Regions from separate parts of the Homo sapiens genome. Here region 2 is linked to region 1. The links are chromatin contacts, found by Hi-C or POLR2A ChIA-PET in ENCODE. All regions are on one chromosome and are shown on one strand. Each heading gives the region's core, a stretch centred on a gene start or an enhancer-like site at or near the end of the contact. The rest is flanking DNA. Distances are from core to core; before and after follow the strand shown. Region 1 holds the start of TMEM271 (transmembrane protein 271). Region 2 holds the start of PDE6B (phosphodiesterase 6B).

Region 1 (7,307 bases), core at 2,412-4,911:
GCTTGAGGTCCCCTCATGGGGCAGAGTTAAGGCGTGGGAAGAGGCTTCATGGGTGGGCCTGGCAGGTGCTTGGGGGCAGGGATTCTGCCAGAAAGCAACCGAATCAGCTTTCAAAATGTGGCTGCGTCTGCTCCCTTTTCCACTTCTGTTTTTAGGTGTCAGAAACCAGCTGAAGTGCAGAGGCCATCCCTGTGAGTGAAGGGCCATTGAGGGTATGTGAGCTCAACAGACTGTACAAGGAAGCTCTACATGACTGGGACCACAGACTGTACAAGGAAGCTCTACATGACTGGGACCACAGACTGCCCTCCCCTCTCTCTGCCCACCCAATGTCATCCACTCAGGAACACTGCTGACCATCTGCAGAGTCTCAGGAAGTGATGGGAAAAGGGCGGGGGAGATAAGCAGGCAACCCTGTGATTGCACCGTGAGGGCGGAAACCCCACCAGCTCCCCAGTGGCAGGGCTCCTTCTAGACCCACCAGGGCATCCTCCTGCGGGTCCAGGACCTCCTTTATCCTCAGGGTAAAGTCTGAACTTCCCCGCAAGGCTCAAAGACCCTTCTGGGTGGGCACCTGCTGCCCGACGGTGGCACCCTCACTCTGCCCCTCCTATCTGAAGACTTTACTGTGCGCCAGCTCCGGGCTGTCTCCTCCAGGGCCTCTGCTCTTGACGTTCCTGCTGCTGGGGCATGCGCCCTGCCAGAGCCCCTTCCCCACCCCCAATACAGAGATGAGGGCCTGTCTGCCTGCGGGCCGGCCTGTCTCACCTGACCCTGAGCGCCGTAGGAGCAGAACCAGCTGACTTTGCTGTCCTGTCACAAGATGGAGCAACCCACCCATTCATTTGTTCATGCACTCATTCCACATAGCTGGGGCAAAGCCAGATCCTGATGTGGATGGGAGACGGGGGCAAGCTGGACAGGACCGCAGTGAGCTGAACTCCCAATGTGGCAGGGACACACACCTTTGGACCACAGGGAAATCCTGCCTCTTATGGAGGACCGTCTGTCCGGGGCAGGGGAGGGCAGGGAGGCAGTTCGCGGAGCCTGAGTGTGAGCGGCGCTCCGCCAGTCACTGGCTCCTGCATGGGAAGCCTCTGTGAGGGCAGTGGGGCCGCCTACCTTCGTGTGCCGCAAGGACTGAATGAAAATCTGTGTAGAGCACTCGGAGCGGCACCTGGAGGGCAGTGGGATCCCACAAAACTGAGTTACATCTCAGTGGGGTGAAGCGAGCATCTGGGAAATGCAAAGGCAGACGCCGGTGAGGACGTGGAGAGGCGACACACCCCAGGCTGCAGGAGGTGACTGTGCAGAGGCCCGGTGGCAGGAGCAAGCCGCCAGTGGGATGGAGGCCTCTAGAAAGGGGCCAGGGAGGCTGGAGGCCAGACTGGGGAGAAATTCTGCAGGACTGACCTGCCTCCTATGGGATCTCTGATGGCAGAAACCCCTCCAAGCTGTTTTTCCCTGCCCTAAGAGGGCACAGCCCCATCCTTCCACCCTCACCCTTTAGGGAGGCAGGAGGATGAGGCCCCATCCGTTCACTTCCTCCTCCAAAGCCTAATCATCGTGGCTGCAGCAGCCTTGCTGCATTGGGAATGGAGAGGCCGCTCCGCCCTCACTGGAGGGGGCTGCAAACCTCGTTTCCCTGGAAACTGAAATAATCAGTGGAAGTCAGCTCATGGTAAGTCTGCTTGCGCGCGTGGGTGCCACAATTATTACACAAGCTGATTTACACACTGTCCTTTGAAAACCTATGCACCATAAATGCAAAGGAAGGGTCACTATTCCTGTTCTGGAGAGTCATCGTGCAGGAGATACAGGACCGTTCGCGAGGTTCTAAAATCTGCACTCTCTGCTAAAAATACAGTGAAACATGCTCGTCCTCCTCGCAGCGATAGCAGTTGAAGTAAATCCCACGCAGATGTCCAGGAGCGCATGAAGGGCCTTCACATAGATTCACATGGGCAGATGGCTTCCGAGAAAGGTAGGCGACAGGACCGCGCCCGCGCTGCCTGGATGGAGTCTGTGGGTGCAGCTTCCTTCAGACAGAGCCTCTGGGGTCTCTGTCCGGGCCCACCGGGCACCACGGGACACACTGCGCCCTTCAAGGGCATGAAGCTGTGCGCTCTGGATGACGGCTCCACAGGCCAGAACTTGCTAAGGCTGGTGACAGGGACGGAGGTGCGTTCTCAGGGCGTCCCTCCACCTCCCCCGGCGCCCGGAGCGCGTTCCCTGCTGCAGCCACCGAATCCGGCGCAAAGTTATTTAACGCTGCAATTAGCCGGCAGGGTGAGTCATCGGCTCCCCAGCCTCTTGCCGCCGCAGCAGAAACGAACTGGAAGGGACCAGGGGTGCAGGCCCAGCTGCTCGGCCGAGGGCCTTCCGGAGACGCTCCCATCCCCCCAACCAAGGGGCCGAGGCGAGCTCCTCTCAGGAAGAGGCTGGAGGGCCCAGAGAGGCCGAAGAGGTGACCTTCCCCCACCCCACGCACCCAGCCGCCCCACGCCTTCCTCTCACCCACCTCGAATCGTCAGGGTAGGAATGAGGCGGAGGAATTCGCCGCCCTCGTCCCCCTCACTCAGGCCGTGAACCGCCTTCTGATGAATTAATTCACGTGCACCCGCGTCTGGGGAAAATTCCTGTCTGATGCAGACGAGCTTTGCAGACTAAAACCAAACGAGACTCATCCTAGGTTCTAAGACGTCGTCTCCAGCTTGACTCAAATGGCTGGTCCTAAAAGTCAGCGCCCCTACTCATCCCCCGAACCGCGGGCACACGCTCACGGCACACCCCGCACACACGCGCGCGCACACACATGCACACACCACACACGCACCCACAAGCAACACACCGCACACGCGCACACGTCAGCACTTCCCAGAGACCCTGATCGTCCCCATCCCTTGAACAACCCCCTCCCCCCACAGCACCCAGGCTCACTCCTCCCTTACCCCCAGCTCCCGGCCCCTCCCCCTCCCTCCCCGGGCTCCTTCCCACCCCCCCCCAGCTCCCGGCCCCTCCCCCTCCCTCCCCGGGCTCCTTCCCACCCCCCCCAGCTCCCGGCCCCTCCCCCTCCCTCCCCGGGCTCCTTTCCCCCCCACCCCAGCACCCGGGCTCTCCTCCTTTCCTCCCTCCTTTCCCAGGCTCCCCCTTTCCCCTTCTCCTTACCCAGGCTCTCCCCCATACCCACTCACCCCTAGCACACAAGCTCCCCTCTCCCCCTCTCCCTGCATCCCCATAACTTCCACAGGCTTCCCGGCCGCTGGCAGGCGGGTGGGCGGGAAGTGCGGCCCAGACCCAGTGGATAGAGAGGGGAGAGAGGGGAGCGCAGACGCAGGGGCGCCGAGCGGTGGGGAGCGCTGAGGGTGGGGCCCAGGGGGTCCGGGAGAGCCAGCTGGGGGTGGAGAGCTGCGTTTCCGCAGCGGCCCGCGCCGGATAGGGGCGCGGATAGGGAGGGAAGGCGGAGAGACGCGGCCAGGGGCCCCCGCTCCGGGAGGAGGAAGCGGAGGGGCGTCCCGGGGGTGGCGGGGGCTGCCGGGGGCGGGGAAGGGCGGCGCCAGGGCGAGGCGCGCGGGGCCGCGGGCGGGGTGGGGGGTTGGGGGGGAACGAGCCTCCTGGGAGGGGCCCCGCGGGCTGGGGAGGGGGCGCGCGCCCTGCGGTCTCTGCGCCGCATCGGTTCCCGGCGCGGGGTCGCGGCGGCGGCGGCGGCGGCGGCGGCGGCGGGAGGCGGAGGATGCGGGCTCCGGCGGCGGCGGCGCGGGCCCGGGAGGACGCGGGAGGATGAGGAGGAGGCCGGCGGTCCGGCCGCGCGGCGCCGGGAGGAGGCGCAGGCGGCGGGGGCGGCGGCGGGCGGCGGCGGGCGCGCGGGGTGCGGGCCGGCTCGGGCGCGGAGGATGAAGTGGAGCGTCCGCGGGGCCTGCGCCGCGCTCTCCTCCTGCCTCCTGCTCGCCTGCGCGCTCAGCGCCGCCGCCGTCGGCCTCAAGTGCTTCTCGTTGGGCTCGGAGCTGCGCGGGGAGCCGTTCCGCCTGGGGGCCGCCGCCGGCGCCTTCTACTCCGGGCTGCTGCTGGCCGCCGGCCTCTCACTGCTCGGCGCCGCCCTGCTCTGCTGCGGACCCCGGGACGCGCCCCTCGCGGGGTCGGAACCGGGCCCGGGTTTGGGGGTCCCCGCGGCGCCGGCAGGCGCTCCCGAGGCCACGCCGGGCGAGTCGGGGGCCGCGGCCGGGGCCCCGGGGCCGGTGAGCAGCCAGAACCTGCTTCTGCTCGGCGTCCTGGTCTTCATGCTCGGGGTCCTCAGCGCATTCGCGGGCGCCGTGATCGACGGCGACACCGTGTCCCTGGTGGAGCGCAAGTACTCGCACTACTGCCTGCCCCCGCGGGCGCCAGGTTCGAGCCCCGGCTCGGCCCCGGGCTCAACCCCCGGCTCGGCCCCGGGCTCGGCCCCCGGCTCGGCGCCGGGCTCGGCCCCCGGCGCCCCGCGCGCTCGCAGCACCCTGGACAGCGCCACGTCCGCCAAGTGCCGCCAGCTGAAGGACTACCAGCGCGGCCTGGTGCTCTCCACCGTCTTCAACTCGCTTGAGTGCCTGCTGGGCCTGCTCAGCCTCCTGCTCGTCAAGAACTACAAGTCGTCGCAGGCCCGGCGCGGTCGGCGCGGCAGGCGGAGGGGAGGCCGGGCCCTGGCGCGGCCCCGCGGCGGCTCCGGGCTCCGCGCGCAGCCGCCCGCCTCTCGGGCGCGCCGGGGCCGGCGGGGCCGGCGGGGGCGGCGGCTGCAGCAGCGGCCGAGCGAGGCCTCCATCCTGTCCCCGGAGGAGTCGGACCTGGCCGCCCCCGGGGACTGCGCGGGCTTCGCGGCGCACCACGCGGTCTCCTACATCAACGTAGGCGTCCTCCACGCGCTGGACGAGGCGGGCGCGGAGGTGCGCTGCGGGGGGCACCCGTCGGTGGAGCTGCCGGGGTACGCGCCCTCGGACCCCGACCTCAACGCCTCCTACCCCTACTGCTGCCGGCCGCCCTGCGAGACGCCGCGGCCCTGGGAGACCCATCGGGCCTGCTGATCCCGCGGGCCGGACCCCCATCCCGCGGACCGCGCTTGCGTTCCACCCACCCCGCCCCGCTCAGGACCCCCGCGGCAAGGGAGGACGGGCAGCGGGGCGGGGTCCAGGGCCAGGCCTCAGGGGCGCCGCCTCTTCCACGTGGCTTTGCAGCCTCCGGCCTGGCCCCCTCTGCGGGCTCCGTGACCACAGGAGGGGGCCCCTGATGTGACCATTTCTGTATCTGGGAGGTTTCTCTTCTTATTTGTGTCGTTCATATCTGGATTCCATTTTCAAGTTTACAATAAATGTTTGGGCTTGGCTAGCCCGACTGCACTTTTCTTGGCAAGTCCAAACCCTGGGGCTGCTCTGCCTGGTGGTCCGAGGCGAGGGGGACAGAGCGAGCGCCCCAGGACGGCGACTTCCCACGGAGGAAGAGCAGACAGAGACGCAGAGCAGCTGGTAATTCAGAAAGAAGAAGTGAGAACACCCAACAGCAACACTTTGTACACGGATGTGCCTGCTTTTGTTGATACTTTCTTACTGTAAAGCTCTCCATAAATAGTGAAAATGTTTGGTAAATTTATTGCAATTTAAAATTGGTGAGTTCCTTTATTAAATTAATTGCTATGTTATTGGAGAATATTCATCAAATTGGAATTAGAGGATGTCTACGCACAAGTCAGTGTGGGGGGAAATGGTTTCATTTGGTCGGACAAATGTTGAGTTTGAACAGTTGTATTCTGCTAGCTAGTTGACTGAATCCAGCCTCTTTCTAAAGCTAACTTTCTGTGTGTGTAGAGACCCTGATGCCACATCCCATACATTTCTTTTTTCTTTTCTTTTTTTTTTTTTGGAAACTGGTTGTGTGGTTTCGACTGCAAAGCAGATCTTATTTTTGATTAATACATATGAACAATTTAATCCTATTTCGGAAAATCAGTCATAGTTTTTCTGGCATAGATAATTTTCCTGTTGATTATTTCATTAATCTGGTAATTTTGAGTATGATAGCATTTCATTTCAAATATACCCCGTAATCGCCTTAATTGATGTGAAGGTCATACTTTTAAATGATGAGGCTATGTGTGTGTGTGTTTTCACACATGATATGAAATGAGTTCCATATGCTCGTGGAGTGTGTTTCCATCTGTCTGCTGGGCTGGCTGGGAGCCAGTCCGGCTCCAAGTCTTGGGAAAAGGTGATCGGACTCCCACATGCTGGAATTGTGGCATCAGGCTGGTAGCTGCTGACCCTGAGCAGCTGGGAGCAGAGCCACAGCCTGGTGGGAAAGATGAGTACCTCCTGCCGTGGGACTGGGGAGGCAGCCAGTGCTCTGCGGGGTGAGTGCCAGCACAGAGCAGTTAGGAGAGAGAAGCTACAGAAACCACGTGTAATATCTGTATTGTGTATGGAAGTCTACTTATAGCTGTGAAAAAGTAGCCAAATTTAAGGATGGAGCATAGTTTTCAGGTGCAGGCTCTGGAGTGAGGCCTCTCCTCAGCTCCTAGTTGCCCAAAGCTGGAGCTCCCTATACCCCTGGTGACCAAGGCCCCCATCCCTGCTGGCTTCTGGCTGGGCTTCCCTGCTACTGCAGAGGCCACAAGAGGCAGGAGGCTCCAGCCCCATTTCCATGATGGGAAGTGAAACCTGTCACCATTCAGGGGGCTGATCTCCAGAGCTGGCAAACCTTCCCCTGCTGATGCCTGCTCAGTTACTGCGAAGCTTGGGGATCTGGTCAAAGATGCCATGGGCCAGTGTCCTCTCCTTGCTATGTGGATGCTGCTGGAGGACAAAGAATCACAGCCAATTTACTAGGTTTTCATCCACAGGCTTCTTCAGATAGTGGCTCATAATAGGCCTCCCTGAATGGTGGAGTGAGAAAGGGGGTCCAGCCAGACAGAGGGCATGACCTGACTGGTCCCACTGTCCATTTACAGCCCAGTCCTTTCCTGCCCCAGGACAACCAGCCCAGCAGTCATCAACCTAAGCAAAAATGTGATCGCTGGCAGAGCAGTGTGACTTTTAAGATACTTCCTTCTGTCTGCTCACATCCAATCAGCGTGGCATTGTCAGGTGCCTCCTGCTTTCCGAGCAGAGGCCTCTCAGGTGGCTGCAAGGCCAGCCTCCCAGAACTACGCAACAGGGGCAGCCAGGTGGACCTGCCCGGGGGTGGGCACTTGGTGGCTCCCTGCAGAAGGCTGCCTGGCACTGCCCTGGCTGGAGCAAATGCATGGGCAGTGCAGATGCAAAAAGCCAAATTTCTTGTGTGCTTTTTGT
Region 2 (7,307 bases), core at 1,678-4,177, 49 kb before region 1:
TCCCCAATGTAAACAGGGAGACAAGGCTCAGGAGGGCGAGACTCCGGGTGGCCCGGGCAGGAGGGTGAGACTCCGGGTGGCCCGGGTGTTGCGTGCTGGCCACCCACGCCCCGTCTGAGGGACTCTTCCACCACAGCCACGAGCTGCTCTCCTGAACTGGCCGGTGCGGCTCACGCCCTCCAAAGAGGGTGCAGTGGGCCAGACTGAGGTGTGCTCTGCCTCAGTCCCCCCTTCTGTAAACTGAGACATGAACCCAGAAGCCACTTGGCAGTGCTTAGGGTGCTGAGATGCACTTCATGAGGCTTTGCACTTCATGAGGATTTGCACTTCATGAAGATTTGCTTTTTTTGGTGGCAATTCAGACTCAAGTTTCTGTTCCCTTAGTCTGAGATAACTAAGACTCCACAGAATGGAGGGACAGACACCATGCCCAGCCCCTTGGAATGGCACCAGCTACACTGGGCAGGGGAGAGGCCTCGGAGGTCAGTCCTGGGGCAGGTGCGGCCATGGCACTGGGGGTGGGGGTGGCAGGACCTAGAACAGCCCTGGGGAACAGGCCAGGCCGAGGGACGGACCTAGGACAGCCCAGCAGTTTGAGGGGGACCCGCAGAGCAGGGAAGAGACACCATCAGCCGGGTGGGGACAAAGGGGTGAAGGGGTGGTGGCAGCGGGGGACAAACTCCTGGGGGCAAGAAAGACACAGCCCAGATTTGGGACAGGGTGGGGATGAGAAGTTGTCTTGGGGATTGTGTGCAGGAGGAAGGAAGGGAGACGGGGAGGATGGCAGAAAAGGAGGGAGGAGGGTGGCAGGAGAGTGAGGGGAGGAGGGAGGAGGGAACGGGGGGAGGGAGGAGCAGCTGGTGTCCACCCCAGGCCCCACTGCTGTGAAGTTTCCTGGCTTCCTGGTAACTCATGCTCCTGATGCACGATTGATTTGTGGGTGCCCCACTTCTTAGGAGGGAGGTGGAGATGAAGGTAACCCGGGGATTACTGAATCTAGGTCACTGCCTTGCTGCTTGCTTACTGCCATTGGGATAAGAGGATTGCCACTTCCGGCCTGGTGCGGTGGCTCACGCCTGTTATCCCAGCACTTTGGAAATCTGAGGCAGGTTGATCACCTGAGGTCAGGAGTTCGAGAACAGCCTGACCAACATGACGAAACTCTGTCTCTATTAAAAATACAAAAATTAGCCGGGTGTGGTGGCGGGCACCTCTAGTCCTAGCTACTCAGGAGGCCAAGGCAGGAGAATCGCTTGAACGTGGGAGACGGAGGTTGCAGTGAGCTGACATCATGCCACTGTACTCCAGCCTGGTGACAGAGCAAGACTCTGTCTCAAAAAAAAAAAAAACCCACAAACGAAAACAAACCAGGATTGCCACTCCCCAGCTGCCTGGGAAGGAGGGACCACACCTGCCCCTGGGCTGGCAGCCTGGTGGGTAATTCCCAAGGCTCATCCAGCAAGAGCGGAGGCTGCCTGGGCCTCTTGCAGCCTCCTTAGCTGTGGGGACAGAAAAGGGGAGAGGAAGCTGGGACGGGTGCAGGACAGGGAGAAGGGGCTTCCCCCCTCCCCTTCTTCCTCAGAGCCCCCTTGCCGGGCAGCTCCTCAGGGCCTTTCCAGGTCTCTGCTGGCCGCTGCCCTCACCCAGTCTGGCAGGCACCTCACACCCCTCTTGTTCTCCAGTCCCGCCAGGACCGCCTCTGTCCTCGGGAAGCGTCTGCCCTAGCCCAGGCTTTGCATGAACAGGCCCTGCCCTTCCCTCCTTCAGTGACTCCAGTGAGCCTGTCTCGATTCTGTCTCTTGTCCCTCCCCAGTCCCACCCTGGACCCCTGTGCTCAGTGGCTACCAGGTTTGTTCTCCCCTGGCGGCTGGCGTGGGCTCCCATGGGATAAAGCTGCTTCTGCCACAGTGGAAGTTTGGGGTTCCCCTGGCTCTCCCTCCCTGTGGGCGTCTGCACCACCTTCGACTGTGACCTCTTCTTCCCAAATCCCAAGGCAGGGCCTCCCTCCCAGCCCAGAGAGCCCTGAAGCCCCCATCTGGTCAGTCTTCCTGGAAGCCAGGGGTCCTCACAGGGACTACATGGTCCCCACCATGGGATGTGGATGCAGAATCAGGGGCACCCCGGTTTGAGCCTGAGTCTGCTTCAGCCGAGGCTCCTAGACTCAGGTCTAACCAACTCAGTGGCCATGCGATGTCAGCTTGAGCCAGAAGCCGAGTCGGAGAGGCAGGCGGCCAGGGCACAGTGCCGGGAGGGGGCTCTAGGTACTTGCTCCTCAGCACAGAACTAGCCTGTGCCCTGACAAGAGGCCTCCCTGGAGGCCTGAGGATCCGAGCTGACCCTTAGACACCTGGGACAGGTGCAAGAGATGCACACAGCCGCCTCCCTGAGGCTCCGCACAGACCCACCTCGGCCACGTCCTCGACGTTCACCATCTTTTTGGTCTGAGCCACGTGGCCCACGACCCCGATGTCCAGTGGGAAGACGATCTCGGAGTCGGGGGGCACCAGGCAGTCCTCCAGGACGCTGTCCGGCTGCACGCTGAAAAGCCTGGTGGCCAGCTCGGCCACGCCGTTGCGCTGGCGGTACATGAAGAGGCTGCAGCGGTCGGCCTGCAGGAGGGTGCAGAGGCGCCGCAGGACCTTGAAGACCACGCGCTCCATGTTGATGCTCTCCTGCATATCCTGCACCAGCTCCAGCAGCGCCGTGCTCTCCTCCACCTGGCAGAGGTCCCGGAGGCTGTCGCAGTCCGGCGGGCACCCGTCCTCGCAGGCCGCGGCCACATTCTCAGGGCTCAGTTTCTTCCCAAAGTACTGGCGGGCAAAATCGGGGTTCTGGTCCAGAAAGCTCCGGGCCTGCTCCTCACTGAGGCTCATGGTGGCTGCCTGTCCCTGGAGACGCTGCTGCTCCAGGCACGCATGGACTCCCAGGAAACCCTGTCATCAGCAAAGTCTTTCTTAGTGAGATTAGGAACCCCGGGGGCGGGTCAGCTGACTCACTCCTACAAATGGGGGCCTGCGCTCCCTCTCCTCAGACCCTGGGACTTCCCACCTTCCAGGAAAACCAGACCCTGTGGAATGAAGGCTGGGAGTAACTGTTGGGGGATCTCCTGCCTGTTGCAGGCGTCACGGGTGGCTGGGCACAGGCATTTGGCTTCTAGCGGACCAGGCCCTGAGAACTAATCCCCTGAGGAGGTTATCCCACACACAGCATGACGCTTTCTGCTGGTGGAGCTGCCTGAGGGTTTGGGTTGGTCCCACAGGTGGCCCCAGGCCCTCCTGGGAGCCCAGACCTGGGCTCGGGTGTGCTGGGGAGGTGGTGGGGCACTGGCCCTGCCTCCAGGAGATGCAGTTCACCCCTGTGCAGGGAGAGGGGGCTGGGTAATCACACCAGGACCCAAATGCCCAGAGGCCAGCAAGGGGACCCTGGATGTGGAGGTGGGACCACATCCACCTTCCCCCACACTCTGAGGGATGCAGAGTTGCTAGTCAGCCTTTACCTGCTGTCAGGCCCCGGCTGGGACAAGCTTCGGGGTGACGCCGCTCTGAGGCCACATGGCTTTCAGTGGAAAAAGGACCTGAATGTTGGGGGGCTGCCTGGCAACAAAGCCCGACCTCTCCTCTCCGCTGTCACCTCAGCAAGCCTTGCCTGCTCCCATAGGCCTCTCGGCTCCTGGGCCAGCTCCCTGCAGGCCAGCAGGGGTGATGTGGCCAGAAGCACCTTGGCTGGGTCTGGCATGGGCGCCGGCCTGGCGGGCGGGTGGCAGTGTTCCTGATTTCCCTGAATATAAAAACGCTGATTGTCGCTTTCCAGGCACCTTTGTGCTGCCAGATCCTGGGCTTAAGGTTTCTTCCCATCTTTTCCAGTTTATCTGTCCATGTTGTCACCATACTTTTAACCAGGATGCAAGGTTTTCATGTGGTTCTTTTACTGCACTCAGCTGGTAGACGTGTGTGCACGCGTGCATGAGTGTGCACATACGTGTGTGCACGGAGTGTGAGTGTGCGCACGTGTAGGTGTGTGTGTTCGTGTGAGCACGTGTGCATGACAGCCAGGTGCCCTCAGGAGCGCAGAGTTCTCTCAGCACGAGGCCAGGCCCCGGGGAAGCTTCTGCGAGGGCCCTGGGCTGCACCGCTGCAGCTGCCTGTCTCGGAGGCTGCTCTGAGGCAGCATCTGCGCCGTCCACAGTGGGCCCAGCTGGGTGTGCGACGTGTGCCCTTGTGCCATGATGTTCCTGCCTCCACTTAGTCACAAAGTCACTTCCTTTCAAGGATCTGCTGAGAGGCTTCCCCTTTTTCCTAAAAATAGTGAATTCTCACTGGGGACGGGGGAGTGGGGATGTGGGTGGGGGGAGGGGTTGTGGGGCCGCTGCAGTGCTTGGGTTTGGGGCCGGGGGGAGGGTCGCCTGCTTTGCATTCAGTCCCAGAACAGCCTCCAGAGCCTGCCGGTTGCATTTCCCAACTCCCAGGGATGAGCTCACATTGCGCCTGGATGTGAGGATGGCGGCCGGAAACCAGCCTTCAGGTCCTCGGTTGCCCCACCCTGAGGTCTATGCACACGCAGCCCCTCCCCACCTCCTTTTTCCTCTCCGGGCTCTTTCCCGTCCCCCAGTTCCTCACAACCCCCTTCTGGACACCCCCACTTTGCCCCTTGCTCCCCTCCGTCAGCGAGGGGCCTGCCAACCTCCCTCCCACAGGGGCCTCCGTGCCCGCAGAACTGAGACACTCACCTGCGTGTGAAATGAGCTAAGCGCATCTTGAGTGGGACCGCAGAGCTGGAGAGGCCTTGCTGGGGGCATGAGGGCCCTGGGGTGGGGCTGGGGGTGGCAGCTGACCTCAGGCTCTGCCTTGCCACCTGCCCAAGGGAGCGTGGAGTGGCTGGGCTCAGTGTGGAGAGCAGGTGGGACAGGGAAGGGGTGCTGGGCTGAGGATTTGTGGTGCTAGCGGGAGTGAGGGTTGGCTGGGAGGGCTCAGTGTGGAGAGTGGGTGGGACGGGGAAGGGGTGCTGGACTGAAGATTTGGGGCGCTAGCGGGAGTGAGGGTTGGCTGGGAGGAGCCCACAGTCTGCGGCCATAGTCCACTCACCCTAACACGACTGTGACAGCAGCTTCCACCCGCAGCACCGCGTTCCTCACCTGTGGCTTTGTCCTGCCCCAGGAGCCCGTCGTGATTGTAGGTGAGTAGGTTCAGGGCGGCAAGGAGTCCACAGCCTCTGGGGAACCCTGAGCCATGACCATGGGAGTTGTGTGTGAACACCGCAGCTCCCTTACCTGCAGGGGCCCAGAGGTAACTGCTCCATGGCACACTATTGGTTCTATCTTTTCCCCATCTCACTTCCCTACATACCTACTGATGATGCTGGGGGACCCTGATTGGGTTGGACTTGACACAGTCAAAAAGACACACCTGTGAGGCACACCTGTGAGACACACCTGTGAGACACAGCTGTGAGACGCACCTGTAAGGCTTACCTGTGAGATGCACCTGTGACATGCACCTGTGAGATGCACCTGTGAGACACACCTGTGAGACACACCTGTGAGACGCACCTGTGAGACGCACCTGTGAGGCTCACCTGTGACATGCACCTGAGACACACCTGTGAGACGCACCTGTGAGACACACGTGAGACGCACCTGTGAGACACACATGTGAGACGCACCTGTGACATGCACCTGTGAGACACACCTGTGACATGCACCTGAGACGCACCTGTGAGAAACACGTGAGATGCACCTGTGAGACACACATGTGAGACGCACCTGTGACATGCACCTGTGAGACACACCTGTGACATGCACCTGTGAGATGCACCTGTGAGACACACGTGAGACGCACCTGAGACGCACCTGTGAGACACACGTGAGACACACGTGAGACGCACCTATGAGGCACACCTGTGAGACATAGCTGTGAGACGCACCTGTGAGATGCACCTGTGAGATGCACATGTGAGATGCACCTGTGAGGTGCACCTGTGAGACGCACCTGTGAGAAGCACCTGTGAGATGCAAGGACTCACTGGGCGGCTTCTCCACAGATGCACCTGGCGAGTGTCTGAGGAGATATGGGAGTGCTCTGTCCCTTGGCTCCTACTAACTTTGCCTCATCATAATGTAGAATTTAAAATTAGCAAGCACTTCCTGGCAGTCACTTAGAACAAGGTGTTTGTCATCAAATAGCTTTTACATGAAGAGAATCCTAGTTTCTTGTACTAAACTGTGGAAAAGATGCAATTGTACAAGGAACAATTGGCCCTGATGTTGAAATGGACCGGTCATGAGGAATGGCAAGAGGTGAAAGTGGAGAGAAGATTCGAGCTCAGAATCAGAAATCTCATGAAATTTGCAAGCAGAGAAACAGTCAGCTCCGTGGGGAGCTGGTGCTCTTCCAGACCATTTCCCTGGAATGAGGACAAGGAAGGGTGAGGAGGTGGGGCTCCTCCTGAGCTGGTGTGGGAATTCCACCCAGGACAGGACAGGGGTCTTTGTGGGTGGGGGCGGCCGCGGCCCTCGGCCTGGGCTCTGTCCTCTGCCCATGCTCAGCTGCTGTCTGACCACAGGCGAGGCTCTCGGCTTCTTCAGGTCCCATTTTCTGGTTTGTTCTCGCCAAGAAGAATCTTGTGGCATTGTTTTTCCAGTGGGAAGTGATGCTGTTGAGTGTGTGGCAGGTGCTAGTGCCCCCGATGAAGACGGGTGCAGACGACACGCCACAGAGGACCACGGTCCCCCCTGGCAAAGGTTGGGGGAGGGTCCACAGGAGCTGGGCAGGGGGGTGTCTGGAAGGGGGTCCTCACCGTGTGGTACCTGTGGCTCCTGTCGGGTAGTCTCAGGCTCCCTCCAGATGTGAGGGCGGCACCCAGTCCTGCTCAGATCAGAATACAGATGGGCTTTTGTCCTCGAGCCGAGGACGTTTCTGTGTGTAATGAGGAGATGCGGAGCAGGAGGCAGAGCCTGTGTTCCTCTGTTGGTTGGGGATGGTTGGTGCCTAGCAGGATGATCCCACTCCCACCAGTGGCACGACCACCACCTGCTCCATGGTGCTTATTTTTGCTTTTTCATAAAGAGGCCTCAGGGCTCCTCTGTCTCCACTCAACAGGAGCTCTTCATCCATTCACCTCCTTGTAGCCCTGGAAGTGCCATGTTGAAACTCCGGACACCCGCCCCTCATCCATAAAAGACTTGGTCCCTGTTCTCACAAGGCCTATAATCTAACGAGGGCAACAGAAGTTTATTTTAAAAATCCCACAAATGCATGGAAAACACTCACTGTGCCCAGGGCCAAGGCTGATGGAGATGCCAGGTGTCCGTG

Evidence for each region. A loop is a pair of places that touch in the nucleus more often than their neighbours do. ChIA-PET counts read pairs that join two places held with the same protein, here RNA polymerase II (POLR2A). Pooled maps may share reads with other maps.
Region 2: POLR2A ChIA-PET joins it to region 1 with 13 read pairs in WTC11. The contact joins the promoter of PDE6B here to the promoter of TMEM271 in region 1. A Hi-C loop is called at or near these places in 2 of 50 pooled maps. POLR2A ChIA-PET finds 5 or more read pairs at or near these places in 2 of 52 experiments (HEK293 and WTC11).

The regions. Positions count from the first base shown.
Region 1 is chr4:572,649-579,955 of GRCh38, reverse strand. It overlaps TMEM271 (transmembrane protein 271), which reads left to right and starts at 3,661. Exons shown (of 1, transcript NM_001362796.2): 1 at 3,661-6,076. The coding sequence starts at 3,894. The coding sequence ends at 5,051. LOC105374338 (a long non-coding RNA gene) reads right to left here and starts at 2,788. Exons shown (of 3, transcript NR_148199.1): 1 at 1,637-2,788; 2 at 1,123-1,236. RefSeq lists enhancers at 4,313-5,006, 5,379-5,468.
Region 2 is chr4:621,193-628,499 of GRCh38, reverse strand. PDE6B (phosphodiesterase 6B) reads right to left here and starts at 2,927. Exons shown (of 22, transcript NM_000283.4): 1 at 2,406-2,927. The coding sequence starts at 2,873. RefSeq lists enhancers at 1,273-2,261, 2,262-3,251, 4,241-5,231.